Regions from separate parts of the Homo sapiens genome. Here region 2 is linked to region 1. The links are chromatin contacts, found by Hi-C or POLR2A ChIA-PET in ENCODE. All regions are on one chromosome and are shown on one strand. The core of a region is the stretch at or near the end of the contact, and the rest is flanking DNA. Distances in the headings are between cores, read along the strand shown. Region 1 has its middle 79 kb from the start of MYL10. Region 2 has its middle 75 kb from the start of CUX1.

Region 1 (6,969 bases), core at 2,462-4,961:
CTCACGGTGTTGCTCAGGCTGGAGTGCAGTGGCACAATAATAGCTCATTGCAGCCTCCACTTACTGGCCTCAAGCAATCCTCCCACCTCAGCTTCCTGAGTAGCTGGGACCACAGGCATGTACCACCATGCTAGGCTATTTTTTTATTTTTATTTTTTAGTAGAGACGGTGTCTCCTTATGTTGCCCAGGATGGTGTTGAACTCCTGGGCTCAAGCAATGCTCCTGTTTAAGCCTTCCAAAGTGCTGGGATTATGGACATGAGCCACTGCCACTGTGCCCAGCCTGGAAGTCACTTTTTTTTTTTTTTTGAGACGGAGTCTTGCTCTGTCATCCAGGCTGGAGTGCAGTGGTGCCATCTCGGCTCACTGCAACCACCACCTCCTGGGTTCAAGCGATTCTCCTGCCTCAGCCACCCAAGTAGCTGGGATTACAGATGCGAGCCACCATGCCCAGATGATTTTTGTATTTTTAGTAGAGACAGGGTTTTGCCATATTGGCTAGGCTGATCTCAAACTCCTGACTTCAGGTGATCTGCCTGCCTTAGCCTCCCAAAGTGCTGGGATTGCAGGTGTGAGCCACCGCGGCCGGCCGGAAGTCACTTTTGAAGACTAACCCCAATCAGCTATTTTGTCCAATTTCCCTCAATTTTGAGTTTGTCCAGTGCATTCTCTTGCTCAGAGCGAGTGTATGCATTTGGGGTGAGAATATCACAAAGATAACATCACGTCCATCTCAGTGCAGTCTGCGCGCATCTTGCGGTATGAGTCTTGCTCACTGATTACAGGGGTTTCTCCCTGTACAGTTACTGTCTCCCTTCTCTTGCTAGTTAATCGTTATTTTGGGGTGATACTTTGAGACCAGGCACATCCTGTTTCTGCTTAAACTTTCATCCATCAATTTTAGCATCCATTGGTGATATCATTTGCCACAATCGTTGTCTACTGGTGACTTTCCTATTTCCTTCTTTTCTTGTACACATATTAATCAGAATTCTACTGTATGAAAGAGCGGTCCTTCTGTCCCCATTTATTTAGCTATGCAATTATTTATTAAGTATGGTATAGCCCCTCTTTTATTATTTTTTTATTTTTTGAGATGGAGTCTCTCTCTTGTTGCCCAGGCTGGAGTGTAATGGCACGACCTTGGCTCATTGCAACCTCCCCCTCCCAGGTTCAAGTGATTCTCCTGCCTCAGCCTCCCGAGTAGCTGGGATAACAGGTGTGCGCCACCACGCCCGGCTAATTTTTTGTATTTTTAGTAGAGACGGGGTTTCACCATGTTGACCAGGCTGGCCTCAAACTCCTGACATCAGGTGATCCACCCACCTCAGCCTCCCAAAGTGCTGGGATTACAAGCATGAGCCACCACCCCCGGCTAGCCCCTCTTTTAATCTCTATTAAATCTTGCTACCTGGGGAACCAAGCATCACTATTGCAATTTAGGAACAAGGAAACGTGGCTGGGAGTTACATCAATCACATGCCTAAGGTCTCACAGCTGGTAAATGGCCAAGAAGGGACACAAAGTTACCCCGGCCCAGCTCAGTGGCACATGCCTGTAGTCCCAGCTACTCAGGAGGCTGAGGTAGGAGCATCATTTGAGCCCGAGAGGTCAAGGCTGTAGGGAGCTGTGATTGCACCACTGCACTCCAGCCTGGGTGATAGAGCAAGACTCTGTCTCTAAAAAAAAGTAACCCCAGATTTGGTTCCCATCCATCTTTTTTTTTTTTTTTTTTTTTTTTTTTTTTTTTTTATGGAATCTCCCTCTGTCACCCAGGCTGGAGTACAGTGGTGTGAGATTTCTGTTCGCTGCAACCTCGGCCTCCTGGGCTCAAACGATTCTCCTGCTGAAGCCTCCTGAATAGCCGGGATTACAGGCGCCTGCCACCACGCCCAGCTATTTTTTTGTATTTTTAGTAGAGACGGGGTTTCACCATGTTGGCCAGGCTGGTCTCGAACTCCTGACCTCCCCAAGTGCTGGGATTACAGGCATGAGCCATTGTGCCCAGCCCCCATCCATCTTTTGAAACTGGTCCACAACTGCAACCTCTTACCAACCCTCTGCCTCCAGTCCTGGCCTCGTAACCCACATTTCCCCTTAGCGCATCAAAGCACTTTGAGTCCTTCTGGTGGCTCCTTGTGTGCTCTGGATGGTGCTCGGACTCCATAGCCCAGGTGCAAAGGCCCTTTAGGATCTGGCCTCGGGCCTCCTGTCTCCCGCCCTCCCTTGCACACTCCAGTCTACTGTTCCCAAAGCCCCTCTGTCTCACTTCCGGACCTTCGCACGTGTTGCTCTCCTCCTGCACCTGCCTCACTCCTCTCCCAACCCAGGGCACAGCATCAGGAAGGCATGGGCCAAGGGACACCTTCCTACACCGTCTGTGTGGGGCCAGATCCCCAGCACCCTGGCCACAGGAAGTTAATATTTACTGAATAGATGAAAAATCTCCAGGTGTGGTGGCTCATGCCTGTAATCCCAACACTTTGGGAGGCTGAGGTGGGTGGATCACCTGAGGTCAGGAGTTTGAGACCAGCCTGGCCAACATGGTGAAACCTTGTCTTCACTAAAAATACAAAAATTAGCTGGGCGTGGTGGCAGGCACCTGTAATCCCAGCCACTCAGGAGGCTGAGGTAGGAGAATCACCTGAACCTGGGAGGCGGAGTTTGCAGTGAGTCGAGATCACACTATTGTGCTCTAGCCTGGGTGACAGAGCAAGACTCCGAAAGAAAAGAAAAAAAGAAAAGAAAAGAGAAAAGAAAAGAAAGAGAAAAGAAAAATCAACTCCAAAGCCCACGCTCTTTCGGCCACCCTGCGTGCCTACCGCGTGCATAGCAGTGAGTGAACACCTGTAGGAAATGACATGAATTGGTGGGAGAAACAGACAGCACTAGCTATGGGAGGACCTGGGAGGACTTGGCATTGACAAAGGTCTACTAAGTAGCAGCCTCTCCCCACGGTCATTTCAGTCCTTTGTCTTCAATATACCGTTCTAGAGATTAGGAAATGGAGGCTCAGAGAGGGCAAGTCACTTGCCTGGGGTCACACAGCTGGTTGGCACGAGAACCACAATTTGAACTCAGGCCTGTAGGATGCCAGAGCACATGTGCTAGCCACTACCTCACACAGCCTCTTCACACCCGCCTATGGGGAGCGCTCTGTCCAGACACAGAACTTCCTCTAGGCACCAAGTGCAGTGGCTTTTTTTGCGTGTCATTTTTCACCCTCGGACCCTGCCTCTTTAAGTGTTTCTGTTATCGTTAAAAGAGCAATAAGGCTGGGCATGGTGGCTCATGCCTGTAATGCCGGCACTTTGGGAGGCGGGCGGATCACCTGAGGTCAGGAGTTCGAGATCAGCCTGGCCAACATGGTGAAACCCCATCTCTACAAAAATACAAAAATTAGCCTGGCATGTTGGTGGGCAGCTGTAATGAGGCAGGAGAATCACTTGAGGTTGCAGTGAGCTGAGATCGCGCCACTGCACTCCAGCCTGGGCGACAAAGTGAGACTCCATCTCAAAAAAATAAAAGAAAAAAAGAAAAAAAAAAGCAATAAAAGACAGCATAATTGGAACACAAAGGCGACGGCCTGGCCAGCCCTCCCTGGGGAGTGGAGTGCCAGGAACTTGGGTGTGATCCTACCTGTGATTAATGCTGCAAAATTACAGCTTTCCGCGTACAGGTGTGTACAAGCCACCGGGTGGGGTGCCGAGCAAACACAGCATTTCATGAGGGCAGTAAAACCCAGGCCTGTGGTGGAGAACCACAGTCAGAGGCTTTCTCCTCTCCCTCCCTCTCCTCCTAACCTCAGGAGACATTGCCGGTACATGGCCCTTTAGCATTTGCAAAGTGCTTGTGGGTGCACAGTCCTTTACAGTTTGCAAAGTGCTTGTCAGTGCACAGCCCTTTACAGTTTGCAAAGTGTTTGTCGGTACGCAGCCCTTTACAGTTTGCAAAATATTTGTATGGACAAGCTCCCACACAGGGGCAGGAAAGGTGAGGGGCTGGGAGCTGCAGATGAAGGACTAGCATGCCAGTGCTGGGGGGCTGGTCATGGGGTGGTGTGAAGTCAGGATCAAGGGTCGCAGCCCTGGACGGAGGACTCGGAGAGGGCAGCAGGGCAAGTTTTGGTCCAGGAGACGGAGGCTGAAGAGGTGTTCCACCGTCCTGATGGCCCAGGAAGGCTTCCTGAAGGAGGTGGGGTGTGGAGAGTGATCCTAAGAGTCCCTCTGTCTTCACTTATACCTGAGCTGCAGCTGGAAGGATGTCTTCATTTTGAAAGGGAGAAGAGGGACACCCACTAGGTCCCCATTGGGTATCAGAGCTGCCATGCAGGGCTTCTCAGCAACTTGCCATGGTTGAGGGGCCTGGGCTCAGCCAGCCCAGCCCGAGCCCCAGGTCTTGGAAACCGGCTCTTGTGGACTTCCTTGAGCCCTGTCGGGTGCCGACTCTCTCCCGATCGTAGAAATCTCCTCCCTATGTAGGAAGCAGAAGGCAAGAGCTGAGCGATAAGCTGCTTCCAGGGCAGCTTGGACATTGGATACGGGGGTGCATGGGGACTTGAGCCCCCAAGGAAGTTCCGCTTTCATCCAAAGCTGCCCCTATTGCCGCAGCCATAGGTCCCCTGGCCCTGCAGCTGTCCATTGGCCCTGAGCACTGGCTGCAGGGCTATGGGCTTTCTTGGGTTCACCATGTGCCTGCCCTGCTCAGAGACTTTCAATGGCTCCCCATTGCTGTTTCCCCCAAAATGGGGGGCAAGTTCCCATGGATCTAGGACTTGGTATTCAGGGATGAACAAACCACCAGACCTATACCTGATAAATATCGATGTTTACTTTCTTGGTAAGTTGTTTATGTTAATATCATTACAAAAGTGTGGATATGTAACATGTTCACACGGTTTGACGTCCAAACTGCTATGAAAAGGCATTGATCACAAGTCCCACTATCCATGTCCCAGGGATCTCATCCCCCTGATCCCTAGAGGAACAATTAGTTTCTTGTGTATCCTTCTAGTATTTCTTTATGCAAATGCATAAAGCAATCTGTATTTGCTGACATAGATGCTGTTCTTTTTATTTATTTTTATTTTTATTTTTTGGGACCCAGTCCCAATCTGCCACTCAGGCTGGACTGCAGTGGCACAATCTCAACTCACTGCAACCTTCGCCTCCCAGGTTCAAGTGATTTTCCTGCTTCAGCCTTCCCTGTAGATGGGATTACAGGTGCCCACCATCATGCTCAGCTAATTTTTGTATTTTTAGTAGAGACAGGGTTTCACCATATTGGCCAGGCTGGTCTCGAACTCCTGACCTCAGGTGATCCACCTGCCTCAGCCTCCCTAAGTGCTGGGATTACAGGTGTGAGTCACTGCACCCAGCCTATTTTTATTTTTTTTGAGACAGCACCTTGCTCTGTCACCCAGGCTGGAGTGCAGTTCCATGATCACGGCTCACTGCAGCCTTGACCTTCCAGCCTCAAGCAATCCTTCCACATCAGCTTCCCAAGTAGTTGGGACTACAGGTGTGAGCCACCATGCCAGTTAATTTAAAAGATTTGTTGCAGAGACGAGGTCTCGCTATGTTGCCCAGGCTGGTCTCGAACTCCTGGGCTCAAGCGCTCCTCCTGCCTCAGCCTCCCAAAGTGCTGGGATTACAGGCATGAGACACCCCACCAGCCTATGGTGTTCTACTCCTTGTGTTTTTACCCAATATTCTATCTGGGAGATCTTTCCACGTCAGGGTATAGAGAGCTTTCTCCTCTTCCTCCTCTTCTTCCCCTCTCCCACCTCCTCTTCTTCCCCTCTCCCACCTCCTCTTCCTCTTTCTCCTCCTCCTCCTTTTTCAACAGCTTCATAGTATTTCATTGTGTGGATGTACCATGATTTATTTCACTGTCTTTTTGCATAATGTGTGAAACAACTGGATTGCTGCCAGCTTTCTGCTGTTACACGCAGCTGCGATGATTAAGCTTATATGTACATCATTTCTTACATGTTCAAGGTGGCACTGTTGAACAAATTCCCAGAAGTGGGACTGACAGGCCATAGGGTGAATGCATCCGTAACTTTGATAAGAATTACTAAACCACTTGCCACTGGGGGTTGTATCATTTTGCATTCCCACCAGCAACATACCAGACGGCCTGTTTGCCTACACAATAGCCTCATCCTTGGACCGTGTTGGCATAATTTTGGATTTTGGCCTATCTGATAGGTAAGAAATGGTATTCTGGTGTGGTGTATAATTCATTTCTCTCGCTCTTTTCTTTTTTTGAGACAGGTCTCACTCTGTTGCCCAGGCTGGAGTACAGTGGCCCAACCTCACCTCACTGCAACCTCTACCTTCTGGGCTCAAGCAAACCTCCTGCCTCAGCCTCCTGAGTAGCTGGGACTACAGGCATGTGCCACCATGTTGGCTCACTTTTAAAAAAAAAATATTTGTAGAGATGAGATTTTTACCCAGGCTGATCTCAAACTTCTGGGCTTAAGTGATCCTCCTGTTTTAACCTCCCAAAGTGCTGGTATTACAGGTGTGAGCCACCACCGAGGCCCATTTTTCTCTTAATGTGAATAAGGTTGAGCATTTTCATATGTTTAAAGCCCACTTATATTTCTTTTCTCTGGAATGCTCTGTTCAAATCCTTTGCCCATTTTTCCACCAGATTTTTGGTGTTTTTTCTCTTTTTTTGTAAGAACTTTTTACATATTAGGGAGAGCAGCCCCTTGGCTGTAATATGAGTTGCAAATATTTTCTCCCTGTTTATCTTTTGACTTACTTTGCATATGATGTTCTTTGTCATGTAGAAGTTGTTCATTATTGTTATTAATTAATTAATTAAATTAATTTTTTGAGACAGAGTTTTGCTCTCGTTGCCCAAGCTGGAGTGCAGTGGCATGATCTCAGCTCACTACAACCTCTGCCTCCCAGGTTCAAGCAATTCTCCTGCCTCAGCCTCCTGAGTAGCTGGGAT
Region 2 (6,969 bases), core at 1,234-3,733, 36 kb before region 1:
GAGGAGGCACTGGCTGGGGGCTTGCCCTGTCTAAGGAGGGGCGTCCTCCAGGAAAATCAGACTGTTCTGTCATTCATGATCTGTCCTCCAACCTCTAGGAGCATCGCCCCCACCCCTTCCATAGCCGGGGGCCTGGCTCAGAAGCACAAGGTGCTCAGAGATACCAGTGAACCCCAGGGTAACAGTCGGAGTGGGCTTCCTGGAAGGGTCTGGAAGGACACTGACTTATCACCTCATAGCGGCTCCTCACTCTTCACAAGATAAAACTAGACTTTAGAGGGCAACTGTGGTGTGGCTCACACCTGTAATCCCAGCACTTTGGGAGGCCGAGGGCCTCTTGAGGCCAGGAGTCCAGGACCAGCCTGGGCAAACATAGTGAGAACCCATCTCTAAAAAACAATTTAAAAATGAGCCAGGCATGGCAGTGCATGCCTGTAGTCCCAGCTGCTTGGGAGGCTGAGGTGGGAGGATCACTTGAGCCCAGGAGGTTGAGGTTATAGTGAGGCATGATTGTGCCACTGCACTCCAGTCTGGGTGACACAGCAAGACCCTGTCTCAAAAGCAAACAACCCAACCAAAAAACCAACAAAACCCCCAAAATCCCTCAAAGAACAAAAACCCATAATTGTCTCCCACTCCCCCCAAAAAAACAACAAGAAAACTAGACCTTGGAGTGTGGCTTCATGGGCCCCTCTTCCATCTGCCCTTAGATGGATCTTCAATAATGCCCTATCTATATCAGCTCTTGGTTGGCGTGATAGAGATAATACATTCGCTGCTCCAGAGTCACTCGTGGTTCAGGCAAGGTCAAAGAGTCACCAGGAGTCAGTCATCACCTAAGTGGTACCTCCTGCCTGGGAAATGCCTCTATCACTGCCCACCTCCAGGTACCCAGAACTCCGGCCACTACCAAGGATCACTTGAGCCCAGCAGTGTGAGGCTGCAGTGAGCTATGATCATGCCATTGCATCCAGCCTGGGTGACAGAACCACACAGCAAGACCTGGTCCCCCCTGGACCCCCACAAAAAACCCCCAAAAAACTTAAAATGAATTCATTAAAAACTTATTAAAATAAAAATTTAGCATTTAAGGCCAGGCACGGTGGCTCATGCCTGTAATCCCAGCACTTTGGGAGGCCGAGGTGGGTGGATCACTTGAGGTCAGGAGTTTGAGACCAGCCTGGACAACATGGTGAAACCTCATCTCTACTAAAAATACAAAAATTAGCCAGGCATGGTGGTGCATGACTGCAATCGCAGCTGCTCGGGAGGCTGAGGCAGGAGAATCACTTTAACCCAGGAGGCAGAGGTTGCAGGGAGCTCAGATTGCACCACTGCACTCCAGCCTGGGCGACAGAGTGAGTAAGACTTCGTCTCAAACAAATAAACAAACAAAAACAAACAAAACAAAACACAAAACCTTAGTATTTAAAATAAATAATTAAAATGGTATTCATTAAAAAGCTGAAAATCAACCCAGGCTTAATGAAAGAAAGAACTTAGTATGCGTAAAAAAAACTTTAACGAAAACTCTTAGTATTCATTTAAAAACTTTAAACCAAAACTGAATATTCACTTAAAAACTTAAAAAATGAGCTCAGGCTTAAAAAACAAAAACAAACAAACAAAAAAAGAACTCTCCGGGCTTTCTGGGGATGTAACCAAGCTGAGGTTGGGCTTACTTCCCTCCAGCAAAGGGCCCCTTTCAAACCACTTGTGGCTGAGCCATCAGACCCAGATGTGACCTCCCCCCGTCCCGTGGGGGTCAGCAGCTCACCTGGGCCCTCTCCAGCCTGCCCTCCTGCCACCCCTGTTTATGTGTGCACCTCAGGGATTCCAAAAAGGAGTTAGTGTGGGCCTGCCTCTCAGCCACCTGCTTCCACTCTTACCTACATGACTCCATTTTCTGAGCCCGGTAGCTTTTTTTTTTTTTTTTTTTTAACAGAGTCTCGCTCTGGCCCAGGTTGGAGCGCAGTGACACGACCTCGGCTCATCACCGGTTCAAGCGATGGGCTGTAGCTGGGACTACAGGCACACACCATCCCACCTGGCTAAATATTGTATTTTTAGTACAGACGGAATTTCTCCTTGTTGGCCAGGCTCGTCTCGAACTCCTGACCTCAAGTGATCCGCCCGCCTCGGCCTCCCAAAGTACTGGGATTACAGGCGTGAGCCACCACGACCGCAGAGACCCGTAGCTTTCTAAAAGAGACTCTGAGGGTGCTTTCAGTGATGACCCTTGGCAGAAACCGGAGGAAGGGCTGAAGGTGATGGGGGAGGGGCGGAGCTCTGCCTTGAGCTTTGCTGCGGAGCCAAGCCTTCCCTCCTTGTCTAGCTCTGGCACTTTGAGCAGGTTCTGTCGGGGGTATCCCTGCCCTGGAAGCCCCTCTCACCTTCCCAGGTTAGGGGTGGCGTCCCCCAGTCTCCCTGAGGGCAAGGGCTGTTCTCATTTGTTTTGGAGGCCAGCTCTGCTCAGGGCCTGGGAATACAGTAGGTGTCTAATAAATATTTGCAGCGTTGAACTCTGTGCCCAGCAGCCCCTAGCCGTTCACCAGACAGCCTTGGCCTCCGGAGAGTGGGCTTTGGGGGAGGTGGCCTGGGCCGGGGGAGGGTGTGAGAGGCCTCATGGAGGGGGGCGGGGGCGGATCCGGGGTCGCTCTGGCTCAGCCTCCGGGGCCGTCCCCGCTGCCTTTGCAGAAGGCGCCTCCGCTGTGGCTCTTCCCCCTGGGCTGGAGCCAGAGCCTAGCGCACCCGGAGGAGGAGGAGGAGGAGGACGAGGAGGAGGAGGAGGCGGCGGCGGCGGCTGCGTTGCCGTCTGTGCCCATCACCTGAGCTGCACCGGGCGGGGAGGATAACAATTATTGGGAGAGGTTTGAAAAAAAAATCATTATCAAATAACTACAGCTTGCAAAAGTTGGCGGGCGGAACGGAAAACGCGGGCTGGATCGCTCTGGGGACGCCGCCGCCGCTCCCGAGCAGCTCCGCGGTAGCCAGAAATGGAAGGACGTACATCTGCAACGCATTTGTGCGAGGTTCACCTTGGAGACCGCGCTGCTGGATGCAGGCGGCGAGTTCACGCGAAAGGAAAAACTCTTTTAAGAGGGATTTCTCCTTGGGGGACCCTGCCCGGCACGCGCGGCGGGGAAGGGCGCCCCCTGCCAGGCGCGCGCGTGGAGCTGGGACGCTCCGATGGGGTGGGGGCCGCTTCTCTGAGCCTCAGTTTCTCAGTCTGTCCGAGGACTTGTACAGATTCGTGGCTGGCCTTGCAGGACCCTTCCAGTGGGGATATTCTTTTATTATTTTTATTTTTTATTTATTATTTTGTTTAGATGGAGTCTCATTCTTGTCGTCCCAGCTGGAGTGCAGTGGCACAATCTCGGCTCACTGCAACCTCCGCTTCCCGGGTTCAAGTGATTCTCCTGCCTCAGCCTCTCGAGTAGCTGGGATTACAGACCCCCGCCGCCATGCCCGGCTAATTTTTGTATTTCTAGTAGAGGGGTTTCACCATGTTGGCCAGGCTGGTCTTGAACTCCTGGCCTCAAGTGACCTGTCCGCCTAGGCCTCCCAAAGTGCTGACATTACAGGCTGAGCCACTGCGCCCAGCCTCCAGTGGGGATAGTCTAAGAATCTTCTTATTTCTGGCACCAGGTCCCGATGGAGGTAGAGGTACCAGCCCTTAAGGTACCAGGACCTGGTCATCGCATTCCCAGCCCTGTTTACATTCTAGGGTGCTGCGGGTACGTGATGGTCTAAGGAAGATCAAATCCACTTTCCACTTCTCAGGGCCCTGCCGACAAGTGCAACGGTTTGTTCCTTCTCAGGGGAGGAGGGGACCCCTGTCCCCCTTCTCAGGGGCAGTTCCATCCATTCTCACCTCTTGGGTCTTCAGTGTGCACCTCCCACAGCTCACAGACATCCCTGTCTCCCCTAAACCCCTTTGCCGTGACGCCCACCGCCCATCCACCTTCCCCCGCGGGCTTCCTTCTCAGAGTGGTCAGTACGTAGTCTAGTGTCCACATCTTCCTCCCTGCAGTCACTTTGAAGGTGGCCCAAGCTTCAGGGCCCCCCTCCTTCTCCAAACACGGCTGGGCCTCTGGGCTTTTTGGAGTTAGAAAAGGGGAGGGGGGCTGTGGGGAGCGAGAGGTGCAGGAGTGAAGTGTGGGGACCCTTCCTGGGACCCCTCACCCTCACACACACACCACCCCACTTGCCTAAGACAGGCACAACTGGAGCCATCTTGAGACCCAGAATTCCTCTCCAGGTTATGGTGTTTCTCACGGTCCTTGCCCACCAGGAGATAGAAAGTTCTGGAAAGATGCTGTTGGAAAGGTGAAGCTAGAAGCACGGCCTCTTTGCACAGGCTATGCTTTAAGTACTCATAACTGGCTCACATCTACTGAGCCATCACTGTGTACCAAGCACTGTTCTAACGTTTTATTTTTATTTTATTTTTTATTTTTGAGACAGAGTCTTCCTCTGTTGCCCAGGCTGGAGTGCAGTGGCATGATCTCAGCTCACTGCAACCTCTGCCTCCGCCCCCTCTCAAGTGATTCTCCTGCATCAGCTTCCTGAGTAGCTGGGATTACAGGTGCCAGCCACCACACCCAGCTAATTTTTGTATTTTCAGTAGAGATGGGGTTTCACCATGTTGGCCAGGCTGGTCTCGAACTCCTGACCTCAGGTGATCCACCTGCCTTGGCCTCCCAAAGTGGTAGGATTACAGGTGAAATGTTTTAAATGTGTTGTTTTGAAGAGACAGGACCTCCCTCTGTTGCCCAGGCTGGAGTGCAGTGGCGCAATTATGGCTCACTGCAGCTTGAAACTCCTGGGCTCAAGTGATCCTCTCTCCTCAGCCTCCCAAGTAGCTGGGACTACAGGCTTGTGTAGCCACGCCTGGCTAACTTTATAATTTTTTATAGAGTGGGATCTCACTATGTTGCCCAGGCTGATCTCAACTCCTGGCCTCAAGTGATCCTTCTGCCTCCACCTCCCAAAGTGCTGGGATTACCAGTTTAAGCCACCACGCCCAGCCACCAACTCACTTTCACTTGGCTAAATCGCGCCCTGTTTGGAAGACGGAGCCTGAAATTGGCAGGAGAGCTGGATGTGGCCATGGTCCTTCACTGCCCAGGGCGTGCTTGTCCCATCCAGCCTGTACTCCTGTGGCTGTGTGGATGACCAAGGGCTCACCTGGTCTTGCTTTTCTTCACCTCACTCTTCCCAAGAGGCTGGTTCTGACACTAACAGTCACCCATTGGTAAACAGCCCAGCACCAAAAGCCCCTAAGAACCTTCAGATAAGAGACATCCCTTGGGGGAAGGAAGAAAAAAAAAACACAACCTAACAGGAAGCCAAGTGGGTAAACGGTTACTTGCATGATTCTAAAGCCTGCATGTTTCTTCCCCAGGCGAGAGAGACTGAGCCTTTCACTCTCAGAGCCAGCTTGGCCAGAGTCTCAGAAGCAAGGTCTCTGTGCACCTTGGGGCTGTTGGCAGGGCTGAGGAGAGGAGTAACCAAATCATGGGTCTGGGAGAGAAATTTCCTCCGATGCTTTTCTGGCTCCTACCTAGAGAGTTCTCTCACTTCTGAGAGGTATCCTGTGAGGGCACAGTGGACAGGAGCAGAGACCTGGGGTCAGGCAGGCCCAGCACAGAGATGCCTAATGCCCTTGGGAAGTCACTTGACCTTCCCGAATCCACCTTTTTTTTTTTTTTTTTTTTGAGTTGGAGTCTCACTCTGACACCCAGGCTGGAGTGCAGTGGTGCAATCTTGGCTCACTGCAGCCTCCGTCTCCTGGGTTCAAGCAATTCTCCTGCCTCAGCCTCCCAAGTACCTGGGATTATAGGCATGTGCCATCATGCCCGGCTAATTTTTGTATTTTTAATGGAGATGGGGTTTTGCCACGTTGGCCGGGCTGGTCTCGAACTCTTGAGCTCAGGTGATCTGCCCACCTTGGCCTCCCAAACTGCTGGGGTTACAGGCATGAGCCACTGCACTGGGCCCCGAGTCTTCCTTTTAAACCATGAAACGGGGATTGCCCAGGTGTGATGGCTCACATTTATAATCTCAGCTCTTTGGGAGGCCAAGGCAGGAGGATCGCTTGAGGCTAGGAGTTCCAGACCAGTCTGGGCAACATAGCGAGACCTCGTCTCTACAAAAAATAACAATTAAAAAATTAGCCAAGTGTGGTGGCGTGTGCCTACAGTTCCAGCTACTTGGGATGCTGAGGCTGGAGGATGGCTTGAGCCCAGGAGTTGGAGGCTGCAGTGAGCTATGATCACACCACTGCATTCCAGTCTGGGCAACAGAGCAAGACCCTGTCTCTAAAAACCAAACACAAAAAGCCAAAAAACAAAGCTAAAACAACCCCTAGAGGTGTGATCAAAGGGCTGGGGAGGAGGGAGAGAGGAGGAGCTTCCCCAGGGGAGACTTCATCACCAAACTCTGTACCTGCAGGCACCTTGTCCTGCCCTGGAGGTGGGGGTTGGTGAACCGGAAACCCATGACTCACTCCCTCCCTGCCCAGCCAGGCCTGGACAGCTGTGCAAACAGACTGAGGAAGGGGCTTCCAGGCCACACTCTGTGCCTCTCCTCCTCCTCCTCCTCCTCCTCTTCCTCCTCCCTGGAGTCAGCCCAGGCTGGCTCCATCCCTCTGGGCCCCTTCTCTCCCTGAAAATTGCAGGAATGTGCACCACTGTGTTAGAACCAAGTCCTTGGAAGACTCCAGATTTCCCCTAGACTTGGGAGTACTGGGACTTAGGAAGAAGGGGTTGGGGCTGTCCAGGTCTCCCTGGCCCGAGGGTCTCACCCTTAGGTCCTCCGAAGCTCTGTTTCCAAGGATAGCAGACCCGCCCTCACAATAGCACCCACTCACTGAGTCCCTTCTGTCACGGTGCATACCCTGCTGTCCCTGGGACCTGTACTTGGATGTCTCAAGGGCATGTTCAACTCCCCGTGTCCCAAACTCAA

What was found. A loop is a pair of places that touch in the nucleus more often than their neighbours do. ChIA-PET counts read pairs that join two places held with the same protein, here RNA polymerase II (POLR2A). Pooled maps may share reads with other maps.
Region 2: a map of CD14-positive monocyte shows a loop between it and region 1 (2.7-fold over the local background). The contact joins two enhancer-like sites. A Hi-C loop is called at or near these places in 7 of 168 maps with a recorded cell type or tissue (CD14-positive monocyte, Caco-2, HepG2 and 3 more), 8 of 37 single-sample maps with no recorded cell type and 2 of 50 pooled maps. POLR2A ChIA-PET finds 5 or more read pairs at or near these places in 10 of 52 experiments (A673, K562, MCF 10A and 6 more).

Annotation. Positions count from the first base shown.
Region 1 is chr7:101,704,498-101,711,466 of GRCh38, reverse strand. No RefSeq gene overlaps it. Among named protein-coding and RNA genes, the nearest start is that of MYL10, 79 kb to the right of the region's middle. RefSeq lists a silencer at 5,017-5,196. Within about 2 kb of position 3,711, at least 3 of the 41 ENCODE cell types and tissues checked have a DNase peak (open chromatin) inside an H3K27ac peak, as active enhancers do.
Region 2 is chr7:101,739,510-101,746,478 of GRCh38, reverse strand. No RefSeq gene overlaps it. Among named protein-coding and RNA genes, the nearest start is that of CUX1, 75 kb to the left of the region's middle. RefSeq lists enhancers at 1,490-2,010, 2,639-3,582, 5,066-5,135, 5,256-5,335 and a silencer at 2,640-2,759. Within about 2 kb of position 2,483, at least 4 of the 41 ENCODE cell types and tissues checked have a DNase peak (open chromatin) inside an H3K27ac peak, as active enhancers do.